2 separate regions of the Homo sapiens genome follow, and region 2 is linked to region 1. A link is an interaction called in ENCODE POLR2A ChIA-PET data of the cell type or tissue named here. Cell type or tissue: OCI-LY7. All regions are shown on one strand.

Evidence for each region. Peaks named below come from ENCODE experiments on the same cell type or tissue, not always from the same donor. Only the 100,000 strongest peaks of a DNase experiment are listed, where the experiment ranks them.
Region 2: POLR2A ChIA-PET joins it to region 1 with 7 read pairs; 3 of 35 experiments call an interaction of 5 or more read pairs at or near these places.

What each region holds. Positions count from the first base shown.
Region 1 is chr3:67,894,088-67,902,087 of GRCh38, reverse strand. The region is part of intron 6 of SUCLG2-DT (SUCLG2 divergent transcript); the gene reads right to left. Among named protein-coding and RNA genes, the nearest start is that of TAFA1, 110 kb to the left of the region's middle. In OCI-LY7, CTCF peaks have their summits at 199 and 3,026; DNase peaks (open chromatin) are centred at 207, 2,987 and 3,957; H3K4me3 peaks cover 2,367 bases; H3K27ac peaks cover 6,529 bases.
Region 2 is chr3:67,995,729-68,003,728 of GRCh38, reverse strand. It overlaps a transcript of TAFA1 not described here. Among named protein-coding and RNA genes, the nearest start is that of TAFA1, 4.5 kb to the left of the region's middle. In OCI-LY7, no CTCF peak of the experiment used is centred here; no DNase peak of the experiment used is centred here.

The DNA of each region.
Region 1 (8,000 bases):
TAAACTACCTAATACAAATGTGTAATAAATGTATGCATTTCTCCCAAATGCTCAGCCTCTTTGCAAACAAATTGACCTTCATGACAGCTCTATAAAATGGGAATAGACTGGCAATTTACATTCATTTTCCATATAGTATACTATGAGAATAATTACTTTCCAGTGCGATGTTTGTTGGTGCACAATGGAATTGGTGCCCCCTAAGGGTGTACAGCATGACAGTCCTGTTTGCTTCTCAGATGAGGCCTTCCTGTTAAATGTGTTTACCAAAATTATTCCAAGACTCTATTGCCTGGGTTTTTTCCTATAAATGCTTGCTTTGAAATGGACAGCATCTGCATTCTTGCTGTGCTTGAATTCTTACAGGTGCTGACTTCAGCCCTTTTGATAATGCATTAGAGACATCTACCAGTCTTCCAAGTTCTAAGAACCATGCACATCAGGGGTCTCCCTGCCCATCCCATAGGAGAATCTCAGAACCAAATGACCTTATCAAACACAGCAACTGAGTATCAAGAGTTGGCTAAAATGAATCATCGGTACATGAAAACCTAAAATACCTTTTAAAATATCACAGGACTCACACTCTAAGTATTGGCACCTCTTAAGGCATTTATACTCAGTTGCAGGTAACTTTATGGTTACATGAAGATTTGGAGTGAGTGACAAAGAAAAAGTCACCAGCATGCATCCTCTATACTTTGGTGGTTTGGTTTTTAAATTTTTACTTTGGATTGTTATCTTTATAAATGCATTGTTTAACATCATACAAGAACCTATTTGTCATCCTTAATTATGGTTTACATTAGAGTTTATATTGATTGGTTTTTGATTAGCCCTGAACTCTTTGTCCAGGGACAAAAAAAAGTAATTTCCATGAGAAATTGTCAGTAGTTACTTTCTGTGCTCTTTAAAATATACTTTTTAACAATGCATGCTGTTATGATGATGGGGGCAACAATCATTTTTAACTACATCTAACCTCAGTTATTGGGTTGTGGGAGTAAAATAATTTAAGGTTTACATGTAATCTAAAATAATTGAGGATCTATAGTTGCCAATTTGCATGAATGTTTTACAAAGTCTAACTGATTCTTCCAATAAAGAATTTTTAGTTTATGTTTTCTGAAAACATTTGAATTTATATTTATACCAAATAAAAAAGTAACATGGACTAACACGCCATTTCTCCACATATGGTTTAGAATCTCCTGCCAGGGCTTATTATAAATCCTAGGCCCCTCTCAAGTTCTCATGAATCAAACCATGTGAAAATTATTATGGTAAGTTAGTGGTTGGTTTTAGTGCTGGAAGATTAGTTGATGTGATTAGGTGAATCAGGAACATCTCATTAATCTGGTGCATGCTACCTGTGGCTTGCTTTATCAGTAGCCTCTTCCCACCTTTAGCATCGAAGGGGTTCATGTGACAGGCTGATGAAGCATGCCGGTCAAGAGTATGGCCATTTGTGTCACATAGACCTAGGTTCAAGCCTAGCAGAACAGTGTCACCTTGGAACACTCTAGGCCTGTTTCCTGATTTGTGAAATGAAATTGTTTACAAAGGGGCTTTTAAGAAATTTATATGAGATAATTGTCTTGATTTTTGAACTAGTCTCAATTTATCTTCCTTAATTTTTCAGGCAGTTTTAGCTTCAAGGTAAACAAACAACAGGCCAAACTACATCTTCTCTGTGACCTAAACCCCCTGTCTTGAAGCATGGTTCTGATGTAGTATTCCTGATAGTTTTCTGCTGGGCACTATCTTAGCCCCCAACTTAGGCTTATGTTTGTATCTAGTACCCTCCTCATCCTCTTATTTATCCACCTATTTATTATAACAGAATTACTTCCTGATGCCTAGATCTCACACACAATTCTGCATACCCAAATAATGTTTTTGCAGCACCCTTGTATTGAGAAGTGGACTCACTCCCTGATACTGTGGCCACTACAGAAAAACCCATCAGCAAGTGACAATTTTCCCCATGGCTTTTTAAAAATCATACTTAAAATGAAACTCAAAGTAACTCTAGGGTGAAGGAATAATATAAAAGAAAACAAAACAATAAACAATAAAAAAGCTTGCCTACTTAGAAATCAGGAGAAGTGTTGATCAAGAACAAGGTGCAAAAAGACGGCTGGTCGCGGTGGCTCACGCCCGTAATCCCAGAACTTTGGGAGACCAAGGCGAGTAGCTCACTTGAGGTCTTAAGGTCAGGACTTCGAGGCCAGTCTGGCCAACATGGTGAAACCACATCTCTACCAAAAATACAAAAAGTAACCCTGTGTAGTGGGGGGCACCTGTAATCCCAGCTACTCGGGAGGCTCTGGCGGGAGAATCGCTTGAACCTGGGAGGCAGAGTTGCAGTGAGCCAAGATTGTGCCGTTGCACTCTAGCCTGTGTGACAAGAGCAAAACTCTGTCTCAAAAAATAAAAAAATAAAAAGTGCAAAAAGAACACAAGATCCAGACACTTTCCATTATGGAAGAGAAAATATGGCACATGAAGAAAAATATTCCTGTGTAAATGTTCCATATGCGTACTACTATCTAAAGTTATATACAAAGCATTATTAACGGTAGTTTTCCTAGTGAGGGGAACAATTAACTTCCCATACTGTTTATTACATTTGTAACATTTACAATATTTTACTATTATTTAAGACAAATAGAAAAGTGCTATGGTGAATTGTTCTGCAAAAGTACAAATCCTGGTCTATTTTTAGACCTTTTGCTCCAGGCCTGAAAATATTCTCAGAGTTTCTTAGTTTAGTATTTTGGGGGCATGATTTTGAAGCATTCTGAGACATTATGCTGCATATTAGTTTCTTTAACAATAATATTTGCATATCAAATATTAAATTCTTGAACTTTTTGTTAATGCTTCAAATATTTCAGGATTGTGTTATACTTCCCCTTTTCAAAGGAAACCACTCTTTGCATCTGCTGCAGTTAGAGCAAGAAAGATCCTTCTCTCCAAATTGCCGTTTTTATTTTTTACTGTTGTGTTACAGCACAACCTTCTGTGTACAGCATACAAATGATAGGTGGTAAAGATATTGTGGGTTTGCATGCATAATAAATATGGTTCCATTTGAGTAGTTGGTGAGTATTTCATAATGCAACAGTGGAAAATGAGGCAATTTGAATATTTTGGGAGGCTTCAATATATATTTACTGTGCATGCATATACATATTTACATACAATTTTCAACACTCTTATTTATAAGCAAATAGCCAAACAGACAATTATTTGTATGTGGGCCCATATGACACAGTCAATGGTTTGGAAAATATAGGCTAGTTAACTAACTCATTATTGTAAAATAGAAAATGCAAGTAAGGTATATCAGCTATTTGAAACATAAGCCACTGAAGTTAGAGTAGCTCTCTTGGAATCAAATTTAGGAGCGATGTTTAGATGTAAGTCCTCTCATTTTTGTAATATTTAAGAGAACATGGAAATATGGAACATTTGAAAAAGCCATTTAGAGTAAAATGTGGCTCAATATCTTTCTATAAAATAAGCTGGCAAATCAAAACCAACGTATTCCTTATGATTTTACATTTTCATTTCACAGAATGTTATGTTGGTTGGGCCGCAGCTTCTAACACAGTTAGTCGTTTGAATCACAAATGGTAATACCTGTAGAGAGTGGTAAAATAAACCTAATGAGCTCTTACATTGGTGTCAGAGTCTCTGCGGAAGTCAACTAGTTGATATTACTCAAAAGAAGTAGACAGAGGAGGCAGACACATAGGAACGAGTTGACTTAGAGAGTTAAGGCATCACAGGCACGTGAGGGATGCAACCAGCGCTCCATCAATGCCCATCCTGCTAAAACAGTGCATGAAAATGACTGATCTACGATTTGCATCCTCTTTCAGTCCATCAACTGAACATTATTAAAACCAGTCAGCCAAAACCCATTAGAACAGCACTCACGTATGAAACAATGCCCAGGTCTGCTTGTTCTCCATTTTTATGCACTGCTACAGGACTATAAATATTCATCGTAATGTAACTGAAAATTATTGAAGTGAGAAAAAAGAGAAACAGGGAAGCCATTTGCTTCAATTCATAAACAGCATCTGTTGGGAAGTTATTCATAGATTGCTTCAGGGCCTGCTGAGCAGCGAGCCCACGGAAAAGGATGCCATTGCAAGCAAATTGGCGCAAACTGTATAGAGATGCCATTAGACATGATTCACTGACAGCCAGGGAGAATGATCAGGCACTGGGTTGTTTTACGTGTTCTTTTATCACTGGGACACAGAACTACCCTCCAGCCAAAGTCTCACACAGTTCATATTAGACGAGCAACCTTCTAAGCATATTAAGGCCTAACTAGTGGCTAGGGAGAGTTAGGGAAACCGCCACACTCCAGGTGATAGAACTTGTTCATCTGCCCACACCTTAGGCACGCTTCAAATCCTGCCTGCACAACCTGGCAGATGTGACTGTCCCTGGTAATACATTGTCCATCAAAAATTAACAGTTAAAGAAAAAACTTTTGAGGAGGTTGAAGCTAAATCAGCGGTGCATTAGCCCTGAACAGAGGGAATGTGAATACTCACCACTTACCAAAGCAATGTGAAGAAGAAAAATTGGCAGGGAACTCTTTCCAATCTGGCATTGTGGTGAAGTCGTATTTCATCAAAAACTAGATTTATGGCTTCCTAGTCAAAGCCCCAAATTCAGTTCAAAAAAATAAATAAATACAGCAAGAGCTTTCAAATGTGAAGTGATCATGAATAAAATAGATGGGTTGATTTAGTAACTGTTTATACGGATATATTGATTTATGTGTTTGTGGTTAAAAGGCATCTTCGAGACTGAAAAAGAAAATATTTATCTCAGATTTTGGGTAGTTTTTTTTTGGCAATGTGAGTGTAGTCTGTTTCAGACTGAACCCACTGATCGATCTTGATATCACTAAAAGATGAACAACCAGGCACAATGTGTCTCCTAATATGAGGAAATAAGAAAGTTTTACGCTTCCCTATGAAGGACCCTTGTTCATGCAGACACACCCCCCCCCCCCCCCACACACACACACACACACACACACACAAGAAACAGAGAGAGAGAGAGAGAACCTAAATTGGATCGAGCCTTTAGATCTAATTACCCCTATATAGAAAAAAACAGGGGACAGGAGAACACATTAACACCATGGAAGTACCATCAGCAAATTTCAGTGAAAACCACAAGATAAGTGACCTTGTTTTCCCAACAAACAAATTGCAAAGAAAATAAAAGTGGTGGGGAAGGGAAGAAGAAGCTTACAGATTTAAAGAGAATTAAGAGATATATCAATTAAAGGCAGTGTATTGACTTTGCTTGGCTCCTGATTTGAATAAACCAAGTGTGCATTCCTCAAAGGAATAAATAAATAAATAAATATAATACATATATATGGATTCAGAGAAATTTGAACACTGACTAGATACTTATGGTTTTCAGGAATTGTTGTTAATATATTTGATACAGTAATTGTATTACATTTTTAAAGAGTCCTTATCTTTTAGAGACACATATTGAGATACAGGCTTCAAAATAATCCAGCTGGGGATGGAAGGAGCAGGTAAGGTACAGAGAAAGGAATTTTACTTGGTTTGACAATTACTGAAGCTAGGTAATGGGAATATGGGGATCTGTTAGACAGTTCTCTTTACTCTTTGAAGTCTCCCATAATCAGTTTTTATTACTTCATAGTTAACCTATTCAGTGTTTTGCTGGAGTTGGCTCACACTGGCTCAAAGAACTGACTGTCAAACTTTAAGAAATTTTATGAGCCTGTTGTTAAAGCACTGACAGCTTCAAATCAGCCATGGCAGTGTATTTATATCATGAAAATCAAGGTTGCCTTTTTTTTTCTGAAGAATTGATTGTTAAACATGAACTAGCACACCATTGATTCTACCCCCGATGCCAAATGCAAAGAACTACACACACACACACACACACACACACACACACTCTCTCTCTCTCTCTCTCTCTCTTAGGAAAAACAGAATTAGGAAAACCTCATCGGTAGCAGAAAGGGCTGAATTTTCAGCTTAGTTTCCTCTACTCTCCCTCCCTATCACCACGTATTGTTAAGTTGCCTCAGATCCCAAGCTGGGGCAATGCATGGACCCATATCCAATCATTCCTTCCTATAGCAAGTCCTTACTGTTTTTCCTCCTATCAAAATGTATCCAGCCTATGGTCCTTTTCCAACAGGAAATACTTTGACATAGACCTGTCCTCAAATGATCAGATTAACTGATTCTTGCCTAGGTGTGAAGAAGCCTAAATCCTTCTGAAATAATTTTCTTTGAAAGTTTCTGGGCTTTTGGAAGTCTTCATATTCCTGGGTAGCTCTGTATCACTAAAGCTCCTTCATACTTATTGTTGCATTTACTTATTTTTTTATTCTTGATAATTACTAAGTGACTATGTATTTCATACAAGTTAAATTCTCACTAGCACATTGCCTTAACGCCTTCTATCAAAAATATAAGCTAACAAGGGGGCTAAAATGATCCTTCTCTGGCAAGTAAGGACATTAAAAAAGTAGAGAAATTAAGTGTCTTATCTGAGGCCACTGGGCTAGTTAGGGACAAACCCAAGACCAAAGCCTAAAAATATTTTCTATCCTATTCTAAAATTCTTTCTACCAGCCACCAGTACATTGCTTGCATAAACATATGGCAGGTTTGTATAAATAAGTGGACCACAAAGGAAAGAAATTTCAAAGGCATTTTTTCCTTTCCCACATGCATTGGTAGGGAGGCCACTAGCAAGATAAGTCCAATTCATAAGCATTTATTAAGTGCCTACATAATAAATGCAGCACCTACTAGATGCTATCAGGAAATAAAAACATCCTAGATTTTATTTATTTGTTTGTTTGTTTATTTTTTTTGAGACAGAGTCTTACTCTGTCATCCAAGCTGGAGTGGAGTGTCATGATCTCAGCTCACTGCAACCTCTGCCTCCCGTGTTCAAGCAATTCTCTGCCTCAGCCTGCCGAGTAGCTGGGATTACAGGTGACAGCCACCGTGACCGGCTAATTTGTGGATTTTTAGTAAAGATGCGGTTTCACCATTTTGGCCAGGCTTGTCTTGAACTCCCGACCTCCGGTCATCTGCCCACCTAGGCCTCCCAAAGTGCTGGGGTTACAGGTGTGAACCACCGCACCCAGCCCCATCCTAGACTTTAAAAGAAGAGAGATACTGGCTCCCTTAATTTGTAGTTATCCTAGATTGCCAAAAGGGTGTGTTTTGTTTGAAATACTGTGATTTGCAAAATTATGTGGTTGTCATTCCTACTTTCTTCATGCATTCCAACAGAAGTCATGCCAAACGTATCCAGGAACTGTTTAGAAGGCGGAGGCTGTTGTCCCATAAACATCTAAATTTTCTGCATTTGCATCCTTCTCAAACTAGATGAGTAGGACAAACAATCCCATCAGCACTCATGGTTTCCTTCTGCTTCTCTATGACAATTAATTCTACCTCTTGCAACTGAGAAAATGGCCAGTTGTGGGGGAAAGATGTGATCTCCACGCTAACACTAAATAAAATGGATGTATTCTGTCCCTGTGTGCTCTTGGCAGAAATTTGAGTAGAAATTCAGTGCTCCTAATTGCTCATTAATTCCACTATCTTTTTTTGTTTGTGTATTCCTGTATTTTACTATTGACCACCTGCTACCTGTCAAGGACTATGATAAGCACATGGGATATGACTGGGAAAGACTCTGACCCTAAGGAGCTCACAGGTAAGTGAAAGGGAGACTTATAAGTAAAGATGCAAGTATATAAGAGTATGCAAATTACTATAATGGGGCTAAATACCAAAGTGCTCAACGGGAACACAGAGAAGCACTTACTTACTACAGGTGAGGGTCTGTAGCCTCGGGTGAAAAGAAATATTCTTAGAGGCTGAGACATATAGGTAAAACCTGAAACGCAATGGGAAATTTTTCCAGTGAAATCATTAAACAGG
Region 2 (8,000 bases), 100 kb before region 1:
AGCTCTTTTTTAAAAAATTTTTCCTCTCCTTCAAATAACATGCTGGGGTGGGGAGGGAAAACACTCAGAAGTTCAACATCTTCTTCCTCTTACTACGGTTTGAACCCTTTCTTCTTCAGAAATATAGTATAATTTTGCCTAAATTTCAATGATGAATACAAGATGACCTAGTTTTCATTTATAGATTGTGCTGGTAATAATTCTCTGAAATACCCTCAGTTATTTCACAAATCACTTATAAAGCACCTACTATGTGTTAGGTGCCTGGGAACAAAGCAGAAAACGTGATTGATGAGATCCCCACTGTTATAGATGATACTGTCTAATCTTTTATGGTGTTTTCAAAATCAAGGTAGTTCTCATAATATTGCTTCCTTGGAAACATTTTGAAATTCCCCAGAATACTCTCTTGCCTTTCAGAGGCACAATAAAGAAGGTCCAATGCTGCTGCACATCTTTGCAAGTGATTCTGTTTTCTCATGTTACACACAGTGAGAGAGTTAGGGATCCTTCAGACTCGTCAGTCTTGCCAATTGGTCTTTCACATTGCACAAAACACACATAATAGCTCTTTGTAACATAACAACTGTTCTCTAAATCTTACCTCTAAACAGATTTCTAAGTAATAGTAAATATTAATCTCACAGTTAAAAATGTCAAAGTTCTAGTTGGTGTTGCATGTTTCACATCTGTGCCTCATTATTATTGTTCATGAGTGTGTACAGAAAGTTTACACTGACTGTACAGCATCAAGATAAAAAAATAATAACAGCAGTGGCAGCAGGTAATGTTTATCAAACCTTCACCAGATGCTAGCACATTCTATAGTATGTCTTGTAAAGTCTAATTTAATTCTTTTTACCAACCCCACAAGATAAGTATTATTATTATCTCTGTTTCACAGATGGGGAATGTGAGAGGAGACAGGAAGATTAAAGAACGTGCACAAGGTTGTGTGGTAGTAAAAGACAGAGCAGATTTCAAGCCCAAATGATTTGGCTCAAGAGTACATTCTTAAACACTGGGATAAAATATTTAATGGAAAAAAAATCCAAAAAAATAACTATTATATTTTCTTATTTCTTTAACATTAAGATAGTCTCAAAAAATGATTATTCATTCTTTCTAGAGGTACATATTACACCAGGCATTTGAAATATAGAAGTATACAAGATGGCTTTTGCCCCGTGATTGTTGTTGGTTGTGGTTTTGCTATGCTAATGAATTAAAATTAAAAGGAAGTTCACCTTTGCTAATAAAGGCTACTATTTTGAAAACCTGTAACCATTATGTTTTTCATTTCTAGAGATTAAAATAAGGGTCAAGATAGTTACTTCCATAATTCAATTTAATCGACCACCTAATGGATTACATTCAAGGCATTCAGATAGGCATTGCTGACAATTAAGAAAAAAATACTGGAATAAAGACTCGCCTTAACTATCATTCTAAATGCATGTAATGAAGCAAGAATATTAGCATAGTTCTATTTTTTTCTTCCAAATACCTTGCAGTCCATTGCATTGCAGCCAATGATCATTTGTCCTAATAATGTAAGAATCAACATATATTGATCTTTGAGGCCATTTAGTGTATTCTCCCAACTCAAAGCAAAACTACTCTCACATTTTTCAGAGAAGTTGAGCCTTTCCACCTTCTGACCATAGTAGGATTGCACTTCCTGATCCCTTTAGGGTTGGGTATGCCATAAGGTTCAGCCAGTGAGGTGTCATTAGAACTGATGTCATTTCCTCAAGCAATAGAGCATTTAATTGCTGAAGTGACACCCTCAGATCTCTTCTTGCCTTTGAAGCAGGGACAAGTTGCACTATCAGCCTGAGTCCTTGAGCAGAGGCCTCCTCTTCCCCTACCAATCTTTAATGGATCTACCTAGTGAATAAGAAATAGTTTTTTTTAAGCAATTGCAACTTAGGAGTTATTTGTTATTGCAGCATCATCTAGTCTATACTGACTGATGAAAACTTTATCTTGTAATTCACTTATTAATTGAATTTTTATGTTCCATGCACTGCACTAGGCCATGAGGAGAGCATTATACACATCAGTAATCACAACTATGTCTTAAAAGTACAAAGCATTCACAAGGTAAACACCAAACAAACAAAAGCAGCAACCAAAAAAAAAAAAACAACAACAACAAAATAAAACCCAACTACTGCTTAAGAAAGAATAAAAATCCTTAGTAGCAACAAGGAATGCACACAGTTGGAAAGAGAGGCTAAATCATTTTCTATCAAACTGGCAATATTCTATACTATAATTTGAATCTGGATCCGTAAGGCAGAATTTTCAGTAACTGTAAGAAAAAGAAAATGGGAGACAAGATTTTTCTTAGGCTGGAAAAAAAGATAACCTTCATGTAGGAGTCTCATTTTTCACCTCCAGCAGCCTATCTCTACAATTACTTTATCAACTATAATTCCTCATTGCTTATCTTGTCTGTCTTCCAGGCAGAAGAAAAAGAAAGAATAAGGTCATTTCTTTTGTTCTTACGCTTCTCATTTCTTTATTCTTTATTCTCCTTTTAGGACTGAGAGAAAGTTGAAATCCCACCAGCTTCACCTCCTTTTCTCTAACCAAAGCAATACATGTATATTTTTATAGCAACAAAGTAGTCTCTTTTTTTTGCAAGGATATGAACATATATCAGAAGCATATAAAGGTCATGAAAATGTTTGCTTTGGCAATAATAAAAACAATAATATGTTTTTTTGGTTTACAAAACTTTCAAATCCATAGCTGATTTAATATCAGATCCCCCAAAGCTACTCAATTCCAATGGCCATTCAACAACGCAATAGTTTGAGCCAGAAATGAAGACTCTTCTGGCCATGTCCCTCCCCATAAACTTCTGCATCCAATCAGTCACTACCACCTATTAATTCTACTTCCTGTTTATGCCTCAAATCCATCCACTTTCTCCCTCTCCATTCAACTACCCTCATCCAGGCTACCATCATCTTTTACCTGAACTATAGCAAGTATACTTGTCTTGGAGTATGTACCTCCCACCTGTGTCTCCCCGACTCTGCATCTTGAGGGAGCATATTTAAGACACATGATCATTATGTCACTCCTGTTACTTAAAAGCCTTTCAATAGTTTCCCACTGCATTTAAAATAAAGTCCAAATCTTATGTCCATGGTTGACAAGGCTCTGCATGAACTGACCCACCTACTTCTCTAGCCTCATCTCTTACAAATGTTCTAATTCTTGGCTTCTACTAGGCTCTTATCTTGGATCCTTGAATAGGATGGAGAAACTTTCTTCCCAAAGCCTTCTCTAGTACTCCAGACAAGATCAGGTCATTGTGCTATGTCCCCTTATATCCCTTGTTACAGCACCTCTAGAATCTTAAATACAAGTGTTAATAGCTATTTCTGGAATTATTTGTTTAATGCCTGCTTTATCTCCTTATAACAATCACCATGAGGGCAAGGAGGACAAGCATATTGGTCACTGCTGCATCTTCAGAGTCTAACATACTGCCTGGCATATAGTAGACAATAAAATGCTTGAATGACTAAATGAATAATAATAAATGAATCAAAAATAAAATACTAATTCACCATCAGGATGGCATGCATAATGAGCTGCCTTTACAGAAATAAGTAGCTTTGACCAGGCACGGTGGCTCACGCCTAGAATCCCAGCACTTTGGGAGGCCGAGGCGGGCAGATGGCCTGAGGTCAGGAGTTCAAGACAAGCCTGGAAAACATGGTGAAACCCTGTCTCTACTAAAAATATGAAAATTATCTGGGTATGGTGGCAGGTGCCTGTAATTCCAACTACTCAGGAGGCTGAAACAGGAGAATTGCTTGAACCCCAGAGGCAGAGGTTGCAGTGAGCCGAGATCACCATTGCACTCCAGCCTGAGTGATGAGAAACTCGATCTCAAAAAAAAAAAAAAGAAAGGAAAGAAATAAGGGTGACCACCTTGTCCTGTGTTAGCCTATTGCAATGACACTAAGTAAAGGAAACTGGCCTGTACACCGTTTAAACAATGCCTACTTGCCACTAAATTTGTGTTGGAATTTTTTTGCTAGAAGAAAAAAAAAGGAAACTGTCCTGAATTTTCTACCCTGGTTCTCAGTATTTGATATCCAATATGATCTGATGGTAGAGCTCACAGCTGATCCCTGGAGAATAAAAAAAGTCTACAGATGTTAAAAGTCAAAAGAAAGCACTTAAAATTTCAGTATATTGGACCTAGAAGAGACCCCCAAAATCTCCTAGTCTAGCCTCTTACTTTTAGAAGAAAGATGAAGACCTAAGAAAGGGGAAGAGGCTTACTCAAGGGAACGTGGTAAATTAACTAGCATAGATGATGTTAGAATACAACTTTCCCAATCTAATGTTACTCTTTTGTATGCTTCCCCTCCCTCCAACGTAGACACACACATACACACACACACACACAGAGAGAGGGGGGGGGGGGGGATAGAGAGAATGAGAGAGAGAGAGAGCACTATTCAAGAGAACTTTCGGCAGTGTGGAAGATGTTCTCTATTTCTGCTGGCTAATATGGTAGCCACTATTGACATGTAGCTATTAAGCATTTGAAACGTCAGAAGTGCAACCAAGAAACTATTTTAAATTTAAATAGCCACATCTGGTTGATAGCTACTGTATTGGACAGCACAGTTCTAGAATACACCAGCCAGGTCAAGGAAAATAAAACCTGTGATTTTGAATAATTTTTAGTAAGCTAGAAGAAAGATCTTTAATTACCTGATAGTAACCTTCCAGGATGAAAATAGCATAGAAAGAAAGAAGTAGGATGTGTTTGGTTACAATTAACAGAAAAACAAACATGCACACACAAAATTCAAACTGGAGTAAATAATAAAGAAGATGTATGGTTTCCTATGGGTTGATAGCCCACAGGTGGCACTCACTTGCAGTTGGGTTTGATCAGCAATTCCACTAACCCATGAAAGAACTAGCTTATTTCCAACTCTCTCTGCCTTCCAGGATTTCTATTCATTCTAAGGCAGGTGTCTCCTCACGGCTGAAACATGGCTGCCAATGGCTGCCTGGGCTATGTGCTTCCTCATCCACATAGGAACAAGAGAAACGATTGTTTTGGGTTTTTCTCACATGAGCAAGGATTATTTATTCCTAGCTTCCTCCAGCAAATTACTTGTCATGCCTCATTAGTTTAACTTGGGTCACTTGCCCCTCCTTAAGCCAGTGACCTTGACCAGGGGGAAGGATCACATTGTTGGGCTTAGAACTACAGTACATGCCACATCCCTAACTCAGGAGAGCATCCCCCAAAAGAGATGCATGCAGTGGGGGAGGGTGGCACTTAAAGGAGAATTAGGATAATAATGGGAAAAGGAGAATGAATATTGAGGGCATAATTATAATGTTGACTAAGGCTAGCAAAGCTTTCATATGTACTTTTAGGACTAAAGGACTTTGATATGTTTTATAATTTCTTCCTACGTATAAAATAACGTATTCATATGTTAAAAGGTAGATAAGATCTAAACTAAAAATTTTAAAAGTCATCTATAACCTATCACACAAATGTTACCAGTATTCACATTTAAGTGTACATACTTCTAACACTTTTCCAAACATGCCTATTTGGTGCTGTTGTTTTTTTAAAAAAATTGTAATTTAATATATGGTTTTTTTTGTTTAATTTTTTTTGTTTAATATATGTTTTTTATGTTTTATGATTTTTCATTGTATTTTTCATATTTTATTATTTTTTCCTCAAAATATCACATTTCTCATGTCAGTCCTCTAATGGTGCTCTTAATCCACTTAACCAATCTAAAGTATTGTGCTTTTGTTTCTTGAAATATTCAACTTCCATTCACTGCTTGTTAATTGTGGTTGATTTTACTTTTGTGGTAGTAAATTTTTTACTACATGAAACAAAAAATTAAAAACAGGAATGCCTTTCTTTTTCTATAGGATCCTACATAGTGTCAGTGGTTAACTACAAAAAAAAGGTAATCATACATATATCTTATTTTCTTGGTGTGGGCTTAAGTCCTATTAACTTTTCTGGACTTCCTAGGTTTATATCTGATTTGCCTTTAAGTAAATTTCTGAAGAATAGAAGTCTTTGGCTTACTGTTAATATAGCTGATTATTCTCTTTTGTCTGGCTTGAGTTTTTAATTATGTGAACTAGACAATTTCCAGAAATAGTAGAAAAACACAGGAAAATAGCAATATATATATTTTAATCTATATCTCTTTGGGTCTTCCTCCTTTTATTTATTTTTTAATGTAGTCAGAGAGGCAATCTAACAGCAGGAATGAGATAATGAACTCTGGAGTCAAACTGCTTGAGTCTATTTCAGCTCTACCTCTTACTAGCTGTTGGATTCTATGTAACTTCACCTAAGTTGCCTCACTGATACCTGCTTCAAAAGATCATTGCTAGATGCATATCAGTGTATCTGGTATACCATAAATTTCTATAAAGTTTTAAAATTAAATTTGATTTATTTGGTGTAATTAAGATTTTGCTCAGAATTGTAAGATGTTTTCTCACTTCTCTATACCTTTGAATGTGCAAATGTATAGAATTCTATTGAAACATTCTTTCTATTTGAAAAATCCTTGCTCTGTCTTTCATTTCTACCTACCATTTCCCTTCCCCTTCCTTTTTCCTAACTCAGCTTGCTTTTCCAGATTAGGTTCTTGATGTCATTCTCTATGGAGTTTCTCTTGGCCTCCCAAGTCTAAGTTAGAGATCCCTCCTCTACACTCCCATAGATTCTGTCAACTGCACTTGCTGTAGCATCTATTGTTCTGTGTCATATTTCTCTATTATTGTCTCTCCACTAGACTATCTTTTATGTCCATATAATTAGGCAAAGTAGCATAGTGCCTTTCAGCTCCTCAAACATATTATACCATTTTTTTTTTTCTTATTTTTGTTTTTTTGAGGTGGAGTTTTGCTCTGTTGCCCAAGCTGAAGTACAGTGACCTCGGCTCACTGCAACCTCTGCCTCCCAAGTTCAGGGAATTCTCATCCCTCAGCCTCCTGAATAGCTGGGATTATAGGCACAGACCACCACACCTGGCTAATTTTTGTATTTTTAGTAGAGATGGGGTTTCATCATGTTGGCCAGGCTGGTCTCGAACTCCTGGCCTCAAGTGGTCTGCCCACCTTGGCTTCCCAAAGTGCTGGGATTGCAGGCATGACTCACCACACGCAGCCATATTATACCATTCTGGACTCAAAGCTTTTGCACATTCTGTTCTCTCTTTCAGAAACATTTTTCCATTTTACTATTTTCCCAGATAGCCCTTTCTTTATCCCCCCTGATTTCAGAGATACTTTCTCTGACCATATCACTCCTTTCTTGAAAATATGTAATTATTTCCCAATGCACAGAATATAATGTCTGATTTTTTAAAAACTAGATCCAGCATGTACTGATATCCACACCTATTTCCAACCTAATATTATTCCACTTTTCCCTAAACACCTGCACATGCACCATGCTCCAGTCACTCTGGTCTTTTCTCACTAATTCATTTGGGCAGTCATTTGTTTACCAAGGACTCACTCAACAAATGAGGTACGGAGACTAGAACTCAATTACTGTTGAAGAAGATAATCATTTCCCTGCTTCATACACTCCAAACCCTTTCCAGATTTAAGGCCTTTAATGTGCTATAAGCTCCTGTTTTATTTATCACTATTCACTCACCATCTGGCAATGTACCTGGCACATAGTAGGTGCCTAATCAATATTTATAGAACATATGAATACATGAATGTGCGAATGAATGAATACACAGTCACTTCTCATTTATTCATGTTTTAGGTGTTTTATGAATTTGCAGCAAGATTCTAAGCAAGCCGTTGGCAGTGGGCTGAGCAGGGAGGAGGCTGGGAAGAATTTCAGATGATGTGTCTGTATGTGTATGGGTGTTTGTGTGGGAATCTGAGTCTGAGAGTGCCTAAATGTGCATCTCCAACCTCATCCTAGTGCCAGAGGA